2 separate regions of the Homo sapiens genome follow, and region 2 is linked to region 1. Evidence: read pairs that join two places in POLR2A ChIA-PET (ENCODE). Cell type or tissue: Panc1. All regions are shown on one strand. Each heading gives the region's core, and the rest is flanking DNA. Links, peaks and the distances in the headings are about the cores only.

The links. ChIA-PET counts read pairs that join two places held together with the same protein. Peaks named below come from ENCODE experiments on the same cell type or tissue, not always from the same donor. Only the 100,000 strongest peaks of a DNase experiment are listed, where the experiment ranks them.
Region 2: POLR2A ChIA-PET joins it to region 1 with 8 read pairs; 2 of 35 experiments call an interaction of 5 or more read pairs at or near these places.

The regions. Positions count from the first base shown.
Region 1 is chr3:52,168,190-52,176,244 of GRCh38, reverse strand. No RefSeq gene overlaps it. Among named protein-coding and RNA genes, the nearest start is that of POC1A, 18 kb to the right of the region's middle. In Panc1, for the core only: no CTCF peak of the experiment used is centred there; a DNase peak (open chromatin) is centred at 4,524; H3K27ac peaks cover 267 bases.
Region 2 is chr3:52,353,880-52,358,879 of GRCh38, reverse strand. DNAH1 (dynein axonemal heavy chain 1) reads right to left here. Exons shown (of 78, transcript NM_015512.5): 21 at 3,825-4,037; 22 at 2,102-2,266; 23 at 1,145-1,266; 24 at 877-982; 25 at 143-322. Among named protein-coding and RNA genes, the nearest start is that of DNAH1, 40 kb to the right of the region's middle. In Panc1, for the core only: no CTCF peak of the experiment used is centred there; no DNase peak of the experiment used is centred there.

The sequences.
Region 1 (8,055 bases), core at 1,430-6,429:
GCTGAAGAGGTGGTGGGGCAGGCAGGCAATGGAGAGTCTGACCTCATCCCAGGAGCATGGGGAACCATAGAGGGGCTTTGCGTGAGGGAGCACACAGTGATCCCCAGGGAGGCTGACAAGTACAATCACCCCACATCTGTCCGAGTCCATTTTGTGCTCGTCCAGGACCAGAAGACAAGGCCCCTCCTCTCTGGGGATCAGTCTCGCCCCTGCACAGGGTGGCTGCTCTGGCACTGAGTGTGTGAGTGACTTGTGGGGGTTAGGCTTACCTGAGACCCAAGGATGACTCATCAGAGGGGGCCTTTGTCACCTGAATGACCCCCTCGTTTCCTTGCAGCTGAGCTGGGTTGTGGGGAGCAGGACAGTCCCTGAGAGGTAAGGGAGCTGATGGGCAGGAGGCAGCGGAAGTGAGTCTGCACCAGACGGGCCTGCTACTGCCTGTCTCAGCCCCAAAAAGCTGTGCATCTCTTCTGTCCCACACTTGCCCTTCCACGGTCTGGGGCACCCACGTCACTGTGGAATACCTGCTTGTCTTTCAATACCCCCTCAACACACCAAATGCTTTCTCCTCCTCTTCTCAGAAACCCCTGATCCTGCCACCCGAGGGGCACCCCTGGTGCTGGGCTTGAACCCCCGTGAGGACACTCCCTGAGCTCAACCTGCTTGGTGGTCCTTTTCCTCTCTGGCTTCCTTGGAGCAAGGACTCTGGTGCTAGTCACCTGCTTCTCCCGCTGAGGCAGGCTCAGGGGCTGGTATACACCTGCCACTCCATTAGAGCCTGGTGACCCCACCACAGGCCCCGGCACACAGCTGGCATTCCCCGAACACTTGTGGAATTGAATCCCCTGTTCTTCACCCTACAGAAAGTCCCTGAGTGGAAGCATCGCTGGAGATGGTGGGAGGGATTCCCTGGTGCACTCAGGCTCACTGGTTTTGGGGATTGATTCATCAGACAAATCTGAGTGATCTTTCTTCGTGCCAGGCCAGGGCCAAGTGTTCCACATTCACCGGTGACCAGCAGGGTGTGGTCCCTGCTTTCAGGGAGCTCATAGTCATAGGGGAAATGAATGATAAACTCACAACATGTCAGGAGTGAGGAGCAGAGAGGCATGAGAGGGTGCTGGGGCGGGGTCAGAGGATGCGACTCTGAGGTGACGTTCAGGCTGAGGCCTGAAATATCATGAGCCAGCAGAATGATGACACGGCGGATGAGCAGCCCAAGCAGAGGGAATAGCTGTGCAAAGGCCCTGAGGAGGGCCTGAGCTTGGCTTGTGGGAGGGCAGTGAGGAGGCCAGTGTGCCATGATGAGGAAGGGGAGGCGAAGGAGGCCTCCAGGCGCTTCCTCCAGGGAGGCCCCTAACCACATCCATTCATTGAAACCAGAAGGGCTCCAGCAAGCTGGGGTCAGAGTTGGGACTTGTCTAGTCTTGTGTCCCTGGCCAGGGCATCATAGCCAGGTGACAGTCCCCTTGCTCCTTGAGGGCAAGGCAGAGCTGTTTTTTTCACTGAAGGGACATGTTACAAATACAGACTCCTGGCCCCACCCATACCCACCAAATCAGACTCTGACAGGCCTGGCAATGGGCATTTATACCAGCTCTTCCCTAGATTCTGGAAACCCTGTGCTCAAAGCCCCCTATGGGCCTGGACCTGACTGGCTTGCCCCATTTAATGACCAGCTGTGACCCTGCTTCTCAAACTCATGGAGAGGAGGACATGAAACCATAAAAGCATAAATAGTGCATGTTCCTGAGTATCAGCCTAACTTGGAGTTAACTAGTCCATCATTAAAACATTAATTTGATATTAAAAAGAGGCTGTTGTGCCTGGTGCAATGGCATATACCTGTAGTCCCAGATAACTTGGGAGGGTGAGGCAGGAGGATCACTTGAGCCCAGGAGTTTGAGGCTGTAGTGTGCTATGATCACGCCTGTGAATAGCCACTGTACTCCAGCCTGGACAACACAGTGAGACCTTTTCTCTTAAAAAAAAAAAAAAAGACGCAGCTGCACTATGAAATAGATGCTAAACTTACTTATTGTTTAAGATGGACTACAAGACAGGCCGGGCATGGTGGCTCACGCCTGTAATCCCAGCACTTTGGGAGGCCGAGGCTGGCGGATCACTAGTTCAAGACCAGCCTGGCCAACATGGTGAAACCCCGTCTCTACCAAAAATACAAAAACAACAACAACAACAACAACAAAAAAAAAACAATTAGCAGGTGTAGTGGCATGGACCTGTAATCCCTACTACTTGGGAGGCTGAGGCAGGAGAATTGCTTGAACCCAGGATGCGGAGGTTGCAGTGAGCCAAGATCGCACCAATGCACTCCAGCCTGGGTGACAGAGTGAGACCTTGCCACACACACACAAAAAAAAGATGAAAGATGAAATATGAGACAATAAAGGATTTTCTGGTATGGGTTTGGCTACTTTGGGACAGTTTTGGCCCCCATCTCTGCTGTTGGGGTGAAAATCTTGAGGCCCTCTTAAGTTCCTCTGGGGCTTGAACTATTTCAGAGTTTTTAGTCCTTCTTCATGGATGCATTAGGATTAATGGTTCAGGTTTGCAGACAGACAGGCTTGGTTTTAATCCTGGCTTCTCACTTACTAACTCTGTGCCTCAGTTTCTCCATCAGTAAAATGCACTGCTCCTTGTTGTGGGTTGTGGTTAAGACTCATGTGGCCTTTGGTATAGGGTGACTCTGCAGTAGGTGAAAGTTGTCAGTTATTTTCTTTCTGGCACTGTTCTGGGCTGGTTCACAGCACAATTCAGGGCTCAATGGAAGAGGGAAATCCCATGATCTGGCCTCTTGGGCATCTGGCCCCATCTTCTCTCCCCAAATGCTCTGAGGACAGCTCTGTGGCCTGCATCCTTCTGTTTTGCCTCAGGTCCCTGGGGTTGGGTTGTCTCCAAAACTCCCTCAGCTAGGCAGTGGGGCACAGGGACAAAGGGTTGCCACAGCTACTGTGGACTGGGCCTCATGCCCCCCCATGGCCTCACTGGGAGACTGAAGTCTGAGAGGCTCAGTGACTTGCCCACAGCCACAGAGCCGGTCTATAGTCTAGAACTGCACTGGCCATACAGTAGCCACTAGCCACATATAGCACAGGAATTAATTAAAATTCAATAAAATTTAAAATTCAGTTCCTCACTCACACTAGCCACATTTCAAGTGTTCAGTAATCACATGTGACCAGTGGCTACCATTATGGATAACCCAGATAGATAGAATATTTCCATCCTCCCAGAAAACTCTTGTGGTCAATGCTGGTCTAGAAGCAGCAGTTCTCAGCCTTGGGTACCCACTGGACTCACCTGGGGAGCTTTTATAAAATGCGAGTGTCTGAGCTCCACCTGCAGGGGTTCTGAACAGCAGCTGGGGCTGAGAACCGCTGCTCTGAAGCTCTGTCTGCATGATCTACTGGAAAGGTTCTTAGTGTTGAGTTCAGACCTCATAGGAGTGTTTGCGCCTCGCTGTCAGCCCATGTGTGCAAGGCCAAGGTGGGGGCCTTCGATATTGTGGGATCTTTTGCCCCAGCTCCTTCTCCTCTCCTTGGATGATGTGAAACAGAGGCCTGGCATCTCTCAAAGGGGTATTCTGCAGTAGTGGAGGAGGGGCATGGGTCATGCTCATTGGGTGTGGGTAGAAGAACTCAGCACACAGAGGCTTCCCTATCTGACTTGAGTGGATGGGGTGAGTGTGGCTACTGGCCAGCTATGTGTTCTCACACTGCTTGGAAACTGGTCCCAGGGACCCATGGGTCCATTGAATCACTGTCTCCAGGAATCGCATGGCAGCGCCAGTCATGCCATCCACTGCCTGCAATGTGGGAGGACAGGTCCAAGCTGGATGCTTATGCAGGGGGACTTCCTGTCTCCACCAGTGTGAGCTTTGCCAGAGTAGCCCCTGCGATTGGATGGAGGAGCAGGGCTCGGCCAGGCTGAAGGCTATAATCCCATTAGACCTCTCCTCACTCTGGGGTGTGGCCTGCCTTTAGAGAAAGCTGACCCACAGGGGCACACTAGTTCCACAGTGGGTACCACTGAGGCCCAGAATTGCCATGGGACTCCATGGAAAGGGGCACTCTGCAGGGGTCACTCCCACAACAGGTGGGGTCACTCCCACAACAGGTGGGCCTAGTGCAATAGCCCCATCTGTGGGGGGTCTCTTTTGGCTCATCTCAGTCCTAGGAGGGGACATGTGCCTCCTGACCCTTTGAGGCGGATCCCCAGGGACCTTGCCTACATGTGCCCTTCCAGTCTGGCCCTACTCCTGGTCCTCATCTGCTTTGTCCCACTCCCCAGACACCACATGTTCAGTCCTGTTACCAGACCTTTTCCTAGTCTGTGCCCTGCACCCGAACCACCCTTTCTCTTCTCTCCTGTCCATCTGCACCCCTCACTGTGCTCCAAAGCTTATCTCCTATAGAGCAGCTTTCCTTCATTACCTTAATCCCTTCGCCTTCTCTCCAGCCAAGAACCAGTCCTGTGCATCACAGATTCCATTGCAATCTATGAGCAATGTTGGAATGAGTCATTTATTTATTCACCAAATGTTTATTGCACCCCACTCTATCTGGGCCCTCTGCTGGGTGCAGGGGCACAGTCACATCTGTCTCTGGAGTGGACATTCTCATGGGGAGAAGATAACAGGTCCAGTGCATCAGATGGTGTTAAGTCACCACAGGAAAATAAAGCAGGGAAAGGGAAGGAGTGGGCAGACATTTGTAAGTAGGGTTGTCAGAGAAGGCTATACTGAGAAGCTGATGTTTGAACAAAGTCCTGATGGAAGTGACAGATAGAGCCATGGGGACACTGGGACAACAGCCGGTGCAAGAGTCCTGAGATGAGAGAGTGGCTGGCACATTCTTATTCAAGGAACAGCAAGAAGCTCAATGTGGTTGGAGCAGGGAGAGCAGGGCAGAGCAGTGGAAGCAGAGGCAGAGAGGTGTGGGCCAGATCATCGGAGCAGGGGAAGTATGAAGTCACATAGTTCATATTAAGTGTCAGCTCAACATCAAGCTCTGACACTAATGAAGAGCTCATGGAATCTCCCCTCCTCTATCATGGCAGGCATATTATTACGATTATTTTACAACTGAGAACACTGCAGCGGGGAGAGGTGGTATGACTCCTGCTAGATCACCAGTTCAAAGGTGGCAGGGCCTGGGCTCATCCGCAGGCCTGCCTGACCTTGGGACAAGCCCTGAGCTGCCCTGCTCAGAGTTTCAAACCCAGGCCACCAGCAGGCGTAGGCAGGGGAAACTGATAGCATTGATGGGGCTTTCTGGTTTCGGGCTGGCTGGGCTAAGTTGGTGGATGGGATATCCGACTTTCCCACTTCTTTCTCTGCCCCACCCTGGGTGGCCTTGGCTCATGGTCAGCAGGCTGGGGAGTGAAGACAGCCTCTTGTAGGGGAGTCCACCTGTGGGCCTGCACCAGGATAGACACCTTCCTGCCACAAGGGGACTTGAAAAAGATAGCTATGGCCAGGCGTGGTGGCTTATGCCTGCAATACCAGCACTTTGGGAGGCTGAAGCAGATGGATTACCTGAGGTTAGGAGTTCAAGACCAGCCTGACCAACATGGTGAAACCTCATCTCTACTAAAAATACATAATTAGCCGGGTGTGGTGGTGGGTGCCTATAATCCCAGCTACTTGGGAGGCTGATGCAGGAGAATCGCTTGAACCTGGGAGGCAGAGGGTGCAGTGAGCTGAGATCATACCAATGCACTCCAGCCTGGGCAACAAGAGTAAAACTCTGTCTCAAATAATAATAATAATAATAATAATAATAATAATAATAATAATAATAATGATAAAATAAATTTAAAAATAAAAATAAAAAAAGAAAAAGATAGCTAAAATAGCTCTCTTCCAGCTTCCTCAATAAGAAGGTCCCCCCAACATTGAGGCTCCTTCAAAACTGAGCTCTGCCTCTACATGGAGGCCTCAGTCAGAACTGGAGTCCAATCGAATGGAGGTAGTACTGGGGTAGGGGCCTGCCCAGTCAGGGAATAGAGGCACTTGGTTTATGCAGGTTGTACTAGCAGCAGATCCTGGGCTGTTTACATGTTGTCAGAGAATTTGCATTTTTTGGCGAAGAAATGAGCAAAAGGGGGTGGGGCACCTTCAGCTCCTCCTCCCAGGTGAATAGGGATGGAAGACAGAAGGATCTGGAAAGATTAGACGGGTAAGTAAAATCTTCTAGTGACTCTCACTTTGAATAAATCTAACGTTTGAAAACCATTTACAGAAGAGTTTCTCTAAATTCAATTTTTTTTTTTTTTTTTCAGAGACACAGTCTTGCTCTGTTGCCCAGGTTGGAATGCAGTGGCACAATCTTGACTCACTGTGATACCCGCCTCCTGCATTCAGGTGATTCTCGTGCCTCGGCCTTCTGAATAGCTGGGACTACAGGTGCGTGCCACCACGTCCAGCTAATTTTTGTATTTTTAGTAGAGACAGGGTTTCATCATGCTGGCCAGGCCAGTATTGAACTCCTGACCTCATGTGATCCGCCTGTCTTGGCCTCCCAAAGTGCTGGGATTACAGGTGTCAGCCACCGCGCCTGGCCAGATTTAAACATATTCTGATTGGTGATGTGTTGAAAGAGTTATTATCAGTAGAAAGGAATATCTTGGTTAAGATAAGGGGTTGTGGAGATCAAGCTTTTACCATGCAGATGAAGCCTCTGGATAGCAGGTTTCAGAGAAAATAGATTGTAAATGTTTCCTATCAGACTTAAGGTCTGTGTTGATGTTAACGCTGGAGGGATATAGTGAGGCATGTGCAACCCCAACTTCCCATCATGGCCTGAACCAGTCTTTCAGGTTAAATTTTAGAGTGCCCTGGCCAAGAAGGAAGTCCATTCAGATGGTTTCAAGTTTTCAACATCTGATGGTTGTCAAATTTTATTTATTTATTCTTTTTTTTTTTTTTTTTGAGACGGAGTCTTGCCAGTCTGTCACCAGGCTAGAGTGCAGTGGAGTGACCTCGGCTCACTGGTTCAAGCGATTCTCCTGCCTCAGCATCCCAAATAGCTGGGATTACAGGCATGAGCCACCATGCCCAGCTAATTTTTGTATTTTTAATAGAGATGGGGTTTCACCATGTTGGCCAGGATGGTCTCGATCTCATGACCTTGTGATCCTCCCGCCTTGGCCTCCCAAAGTGCTGGGATTACAGGCATGAGCCACTGCACCCGGCCCAAATTTTATTTTTGGTTTGCATTCTCCCCATTCTGGCCAAGATTTGCCAGAGGCAACATTAATGGCCACCAGATTTTAATTTTCTCCCATAGCATTGCTGGGGTGGCATGGCTGCTTGCCCTGGGTCCATCCTGTCCCTCAGTGGGACTCCCTATGGCTAAGGGACTTAGAACCAACAAGTCTTACAGCCAATTAATTGTTTTAGGCCAGATATGAATGGACATGAACAAGCATTCATTACTCCTTAAAATTATTATTAATGTTATTATTATTTTTAAGTAGAAAGCCAACAAACAAAAGCTAAAGGTGAGGTTACAAAACTGACTTATTTTTAACTTCTGTATGTTGAACTACTATAATCTTTTTTTTTTTTTTTTGAGATGGAGTCTCACTCTGTTGCCCAGGCTAGAGTGCAGTGGTGCGATCTCAGCATACTGCAACCTGTGCCTCCGGGGTTCCAGCAATTCTCCTGCCTCAGCCTCTCGAGTAGCTGGGACCACAGGCATGCACTACCACACCCAGATAATTTTTGTATTTTTAGTAGAGATGGGGTTTCACCATGTTGGTCAGGCTGGTCTTGAATTCCTGACCAAGTGATCCACCCACCTCAGCCTCCCAAAGTGCTGGGATTACAGGCATGAGCCACTGCGCCCAGCTAAACTACTATAATCTTGGTTTTAGTTACAGGCTTATAGCAATTAGCTATACAAAACATAAGCATTGTTGCGACAAAAAAAAAAAATCTGAAATATATATCTTGGCTGTGTGTGATGGTTAACCCCTGTAATCGCAGCACTTTGGGAGGCCAAGGCAGGTGGATCACTTGAGCTCATGAGT
Region 2 (5,000 bases), core at 1-5,000, 180 kb before region 1:
GGAAAGACTCCAGAATCCCGCCTGAGCCCCCAGGGACCTCAGGGCTGCAGCCTGAGGACGAGGCCGGCTAGAGCAGGAGGGGCACTGAGAGGGAGCAGAGGGGTGCAGGGGTGGAAGGCTGCACGGGCTGCGGGCGGCTCACCGTGGGGTAGGCCCTGATGGCCTTCTCAATGATGTCGTGCACACTGGCCTTCATGCTGCGCTCCACCTCCCGCAGCCAGTCCTCCACGTTGCTGGAGGGGTAGATGGAGAAGCACAACTGTACCTCCTCCCCCTCGGCTGAGTACATGTGCGTGATCTCCAGGTCCTCCTGGAATAGCAGCTGCAAGCAGTGGAGGAGCAGGAGTGGGGTCACCCTGGTGTGCCCAGATGCCCTGGCCACCACAGCCCCAGCGCTAAGCCTGCCCGGTGCCCTCCACCTCAAGAAGAAAGCCCTGCCTTCCCGTCCCCCCGAGAGTCTATCTTGGCTGGGCCTTCCCAGGCTGGATGGCCTGCCTTCTCCCCAGCAGTGGTCAGGCCCCAGCCCAGGCCCGGCATGAAGCAGGCTTTAGGGAAGGAGGCTGACTGCCTTGCATGTCCCCGGCCTCCTGCATAGATGAGGGAAGACAAGGCAGGCCACAGGCTTCTGGCCTCATGGGTTTTGCAGTGTGCTGGGGGCACAGGGAGCGCCTGGTGAGTTGGAAATCCAGGGCCCTCAGCCCTGAGCTGGGGATTCTGCAGTTGACCTTCCTCCCACAGGCCCCAGGTGTGTCTCCAAAGACCAGGAATGTCATTTGCCACATTTCCTGCTAAAAGGGCTCATCACAAAGGGAGGGACGTTCTCCCTGGGAAGATGCCCCATGCTCCCAGCCCTGAGCCCCGGGCCCAGCTGCCCACCCGAGCGATGTTCTCGAAGCACTTGCGCAGGTGTGGCTGCACGGCCGTGGGGTCCTTTGTCTGCGACAAGATCTCTAGTAGTTCATCATCTGACAGGAAGTAGAATCTGCCAGGGGAACAGGGGTGAGGAAGCGGGTCGTGCAGGCTCCCTGGGCCCCAGCTGCCCCAGTCCTGCTGACATCCCCGCACCCTAGCCTGAGCAGGGCCCTGGACACCTCAGCCTTGTGGGCAGACAGTGGCGGAGTGGGCATGGCCAGGTGGCGCCCACCTGGGGAAGGCGCTCCTCTTGGTCTCCAGATACTCGCTGAGGCCCTTCTGCACCAGGTCCAGAATCTTGTTGCAGTCCCGCAGGCTGTCCAGCATTCTCAGGTCGGAACACACATTGATCACCTGCAGGGCCCGGGCCATGCACAGAAATGGGCAGTGAGCATGGTCCAGGTAGCAAGATAGGCTCATCCCAGAGCACCCACACCAGCCAGAGCCCCTCAGCGGGGCCTGGGAAAGAAGATGCAGAAAAATTCTCCCTGAGCCAGTGGCTGCAACCATCAGCCCCACAGAAAAAATTCTACGGTCAAACAAGTTAGAGTTAAACAAAGCTAAAGAGTTTGCTTTGCTGCAGGACTTGTCAGAGCTTCTAAAATGCTAATATGGGCCGGGCATGGTGGCTCACGTCTGTAATCTCAGCACTTTGGGAGGCTGAGGCAGGTAGATCACCTGAGGTCAGGAGTTTGAGACCAGCCTGACCAACATGGTGAAATCCCGGCTCCACTAAATACAAAAGAAAATCAGCCACGCGTGGTGGCGCATGCCTGTAATCCCAGCTACTTGGTAGGCTAAGACAGGATTACCCTGTCTCAGCCTCCGGGAGGTGAACCAGGGAGGTGAAGGTTGCAGTGAGCCGAGATTGCACCATGGCACTCCAGCCTGGGCAACAAGAGCAAAACTCTGTTTCAAAAAAAAAAACAAAAAAAAAAAAACAGACAAACAAAAAAAAAACGTTAATATGGGCTGTGGATCTCCAAGAGAAAAACCGTCAGTGACTGTGCCTCTAAGGAGCAACTCTGAGGCTGGGGAGCCCACTCTGGAGGACATGGTTCAAGATCAAATCCTCAGGCTTGTCCACCAGCCTTTTCTGTGTAGGGAGGGAAGAGACTAGGAGGCTACCAGCAATGTGACCAGGGCCCTTGGGGATCCCAGCTGCCCCTCCCACCCTCATTGAGCTTGCCTCCCGGTTCTCGTAGGCATTCTTCATGATCTTCTTCCAGATCCGCTCCATGGTCTGGTAGCGCTTGCTCTCCACAGGCAGCTGCTGGTTGATGTCCTCAGAGCTAAAGATGGGCTCCAGGTAGAGCCAGGACCGCTGACAGTTCAGCCACTCCTCCAGAACCTCCTGGGGAGGGGAGGGGCAGGGAGGGGTGTGATATGGACTGTCAGGGTCCAAGCTGGGGTTTGTCCCAATGACTGGGACATTTCACCCCACCAGCATGTTGGGCAGAGCACTGGACACCAAAGCCAGTGTCTACAGGGAGATTTCTAGATGGTGCTGTCATCTGTGATACTCCAGGGAACAAAGAGGATACAGGGATGCCTGCCCTCCAGAGAAGTCCCACATCCCCACAGGACGCCCAAGCCTCCAAAGGAGCCGGGGGAGCTGCTCTTCCAAAGGGAGGAACACACCCACGCCAGCAAAGCCTGCAGTGACAGGAAACACTCGGTGCCTGGGAGACAAACCAGCCTCCTTCCTGGAAGGACTTCTGGGTCCATGACCCCAGGATTCTCTGAGATTCAATGGGTCTTGAGTGTGAGAGTCCTAAAATACTCTCTGAAACATGAGTCCAAGGGTGAGACATCTTCAAAATGAGCCATTTCCCCCTTCTGCCTCCAAATTCCCCATTCAGGATGTATCTCTTGTCTTCTCCCATCAGCGCAAACTCACGCACTCATCCATTTCTTCCTCATGGGATGGGGGTCACAGTCAGCAGTGTCAGGACTGTGCCAGGCCCTGGGAGGCACTAGGGGAAACAGGGGAATGCGGCCTGGTCCCTTCCCTCGAGGGGCCCACAGCCCACTAAGGGGCCAGTTCTGCCCCTGAATCATGGGCCCGGCATGTGTAGTGGACTCTGAAAGAGGCACCGACAATGGCCTCGGTGGGAACCCCTTGAAGGATGGTGAGGGAGAGTCGGCAAGGCTGCTTGTTGCTGGGCCTTGGAGGAGATGGAAGGCGGGTGTCAAACTCCAGGTCGAGTGGACAGCGTGAGCAGAGGGGGACTGGGGATAGTGCTGACCAGCTCAGGCATCTCTGGGTGGTCCAGGCACACAGATGAGCCCTCCCCACCTGCTTCTGGCCTTCGCCGGAGGTCTCTGAGCAGCTATCAGGGAGGCCCGGGGAAGGGGATATCACACCTGCAGGCTGGCCCCGGGACTGCCCTCCAGGGCTCTGTGGGCAGCCCTTGCCTCTAGCCTTGAGAGCCCAAGACAAGTGCAGTCCCTGGTGGCCCAGTCCCCTCAACCAAGGTAGCTCCAAATGAGATGAGAACAGAAGCTCAGGACAGAGTGGGAAAGGGCACTGAGGTGCTCTGGGACCTTGGGACATCCGGCCCAGAAAGTGTCAGTACTGGAGGACCTGGTTGTCCCAAGCTCAGGCAGCCCTGGGGAGGCCGCCTGGCAGTTCTCAGGCCTATCCTCAACCACATTTTGGGACCCAAATGCTGCCCCTACGCACCCTTATCTGCCTCATCCAGTAGCTGAACCTCATGGATGGAGAGCCCATCCTAGTTGCCCTCCTCTGAATGCAGTAGGGCGGGGCCTGCCAGAGAGCCAGGGGCTGTGTGAATGAGGGCAAGGCACTGCGATGCTTTGAACCCCACCCGGAGACCATCAGTGACACCTGTGGGTCGGGCTCTCTGAAGTGGGGGAGCGATGAGGGAAGGACTGGGGGGAGGGCCGACCTGGGTCAGCTTCAGTTTGTTCTCCCAGGAGTTGATGCGCTGCTCAAAGGGCTTCTTGTAGGGTGAAAATGACATATTCTGGGTCATGACGATGTGGTCGTCCAGCAGCTGTGAGGCCTCGTCCGGGCTCTTCAGGATGTAGGTGTCTGTCGCCTTGTAGGGCAGTACATTGAACAGGATGGTCGACCACTCCTTCTCCATCTTGTCCAGTGCCTGGGGTCGGGGACAAGCCAGGCTGAGTCCTGGGAGGGGCTGGTCCTGATGCTGTCTGACCAGCCCTGCCCAGGGAAGCAGCAGACAGTACCTGGCCATGACCTCCACATGGCCGCTCTGGCAAATACTCTCGGCTTGTCTGGCAACAAGTCCCGTGTGAGCCCCTCATCTGAATTCAGGGCCAATTCACTCTTTTTTTTTTTTTTTTCTGAGGTGGAGTCTCGCTCTGTAGCCCAGGCTGGAGTGCAGTGGCACAATCTTGGTTCACTGCAATCTCTGCCTCCCAGATTCAAGCAATTCTCCTGCCTCAGCCTCCCGAGTAGCTGGGATTACAGGCATGTGCCACCACACCCCACTATTTTTTGTATTTTTAGTAGAGATGGGGTTTCACCATGTTGGCCAGGCTGGTCTCGAACTCCTGACCTCAGGTGATCCACCCGCCTCGGCCTCCCAAGTGCTGGGATTACAGGCGTGAGCCACTGTGTTCAGCCCAGTTCACTGTTACACATGTGCTGCATGTGGTTGTACGCACATGTTGGGAGGCAGCTAAGGTTAGGAGGAGTGTGGGCGCTGGTCTCACCTCTGGCATTTACTGTGTCATCCTGGCCAGTTGCTGAACCCTTCTGAGCCTTAATTGATTTATCTGTTTTTTTGTTTGTTTGTTTTCTTTTGTTTTGTTTTGAGACAGGGTCTCAGTCTGTCTCCCTGGCTGGAGTGCAGTGGCATAATCACCGCTCACTGCAGCCTCAGCCTCCCAAGAAGCTGGGACCACAAGCATGTGCCACCATGCCTGGCTAATATCTTAATTTTTTGTAGAGATGGGGGTCTCCCTATGTTGCCCAGACTGGTCTCAAACTCCTGGGCTCAAGCGATCCTTCCTCCTCATCCTCCCAAAGTGCTGGGATTTACAGGCATGTGTCACTGCACCCGGCCTGACACATCTGTTAAATTGAGGCTAATGCT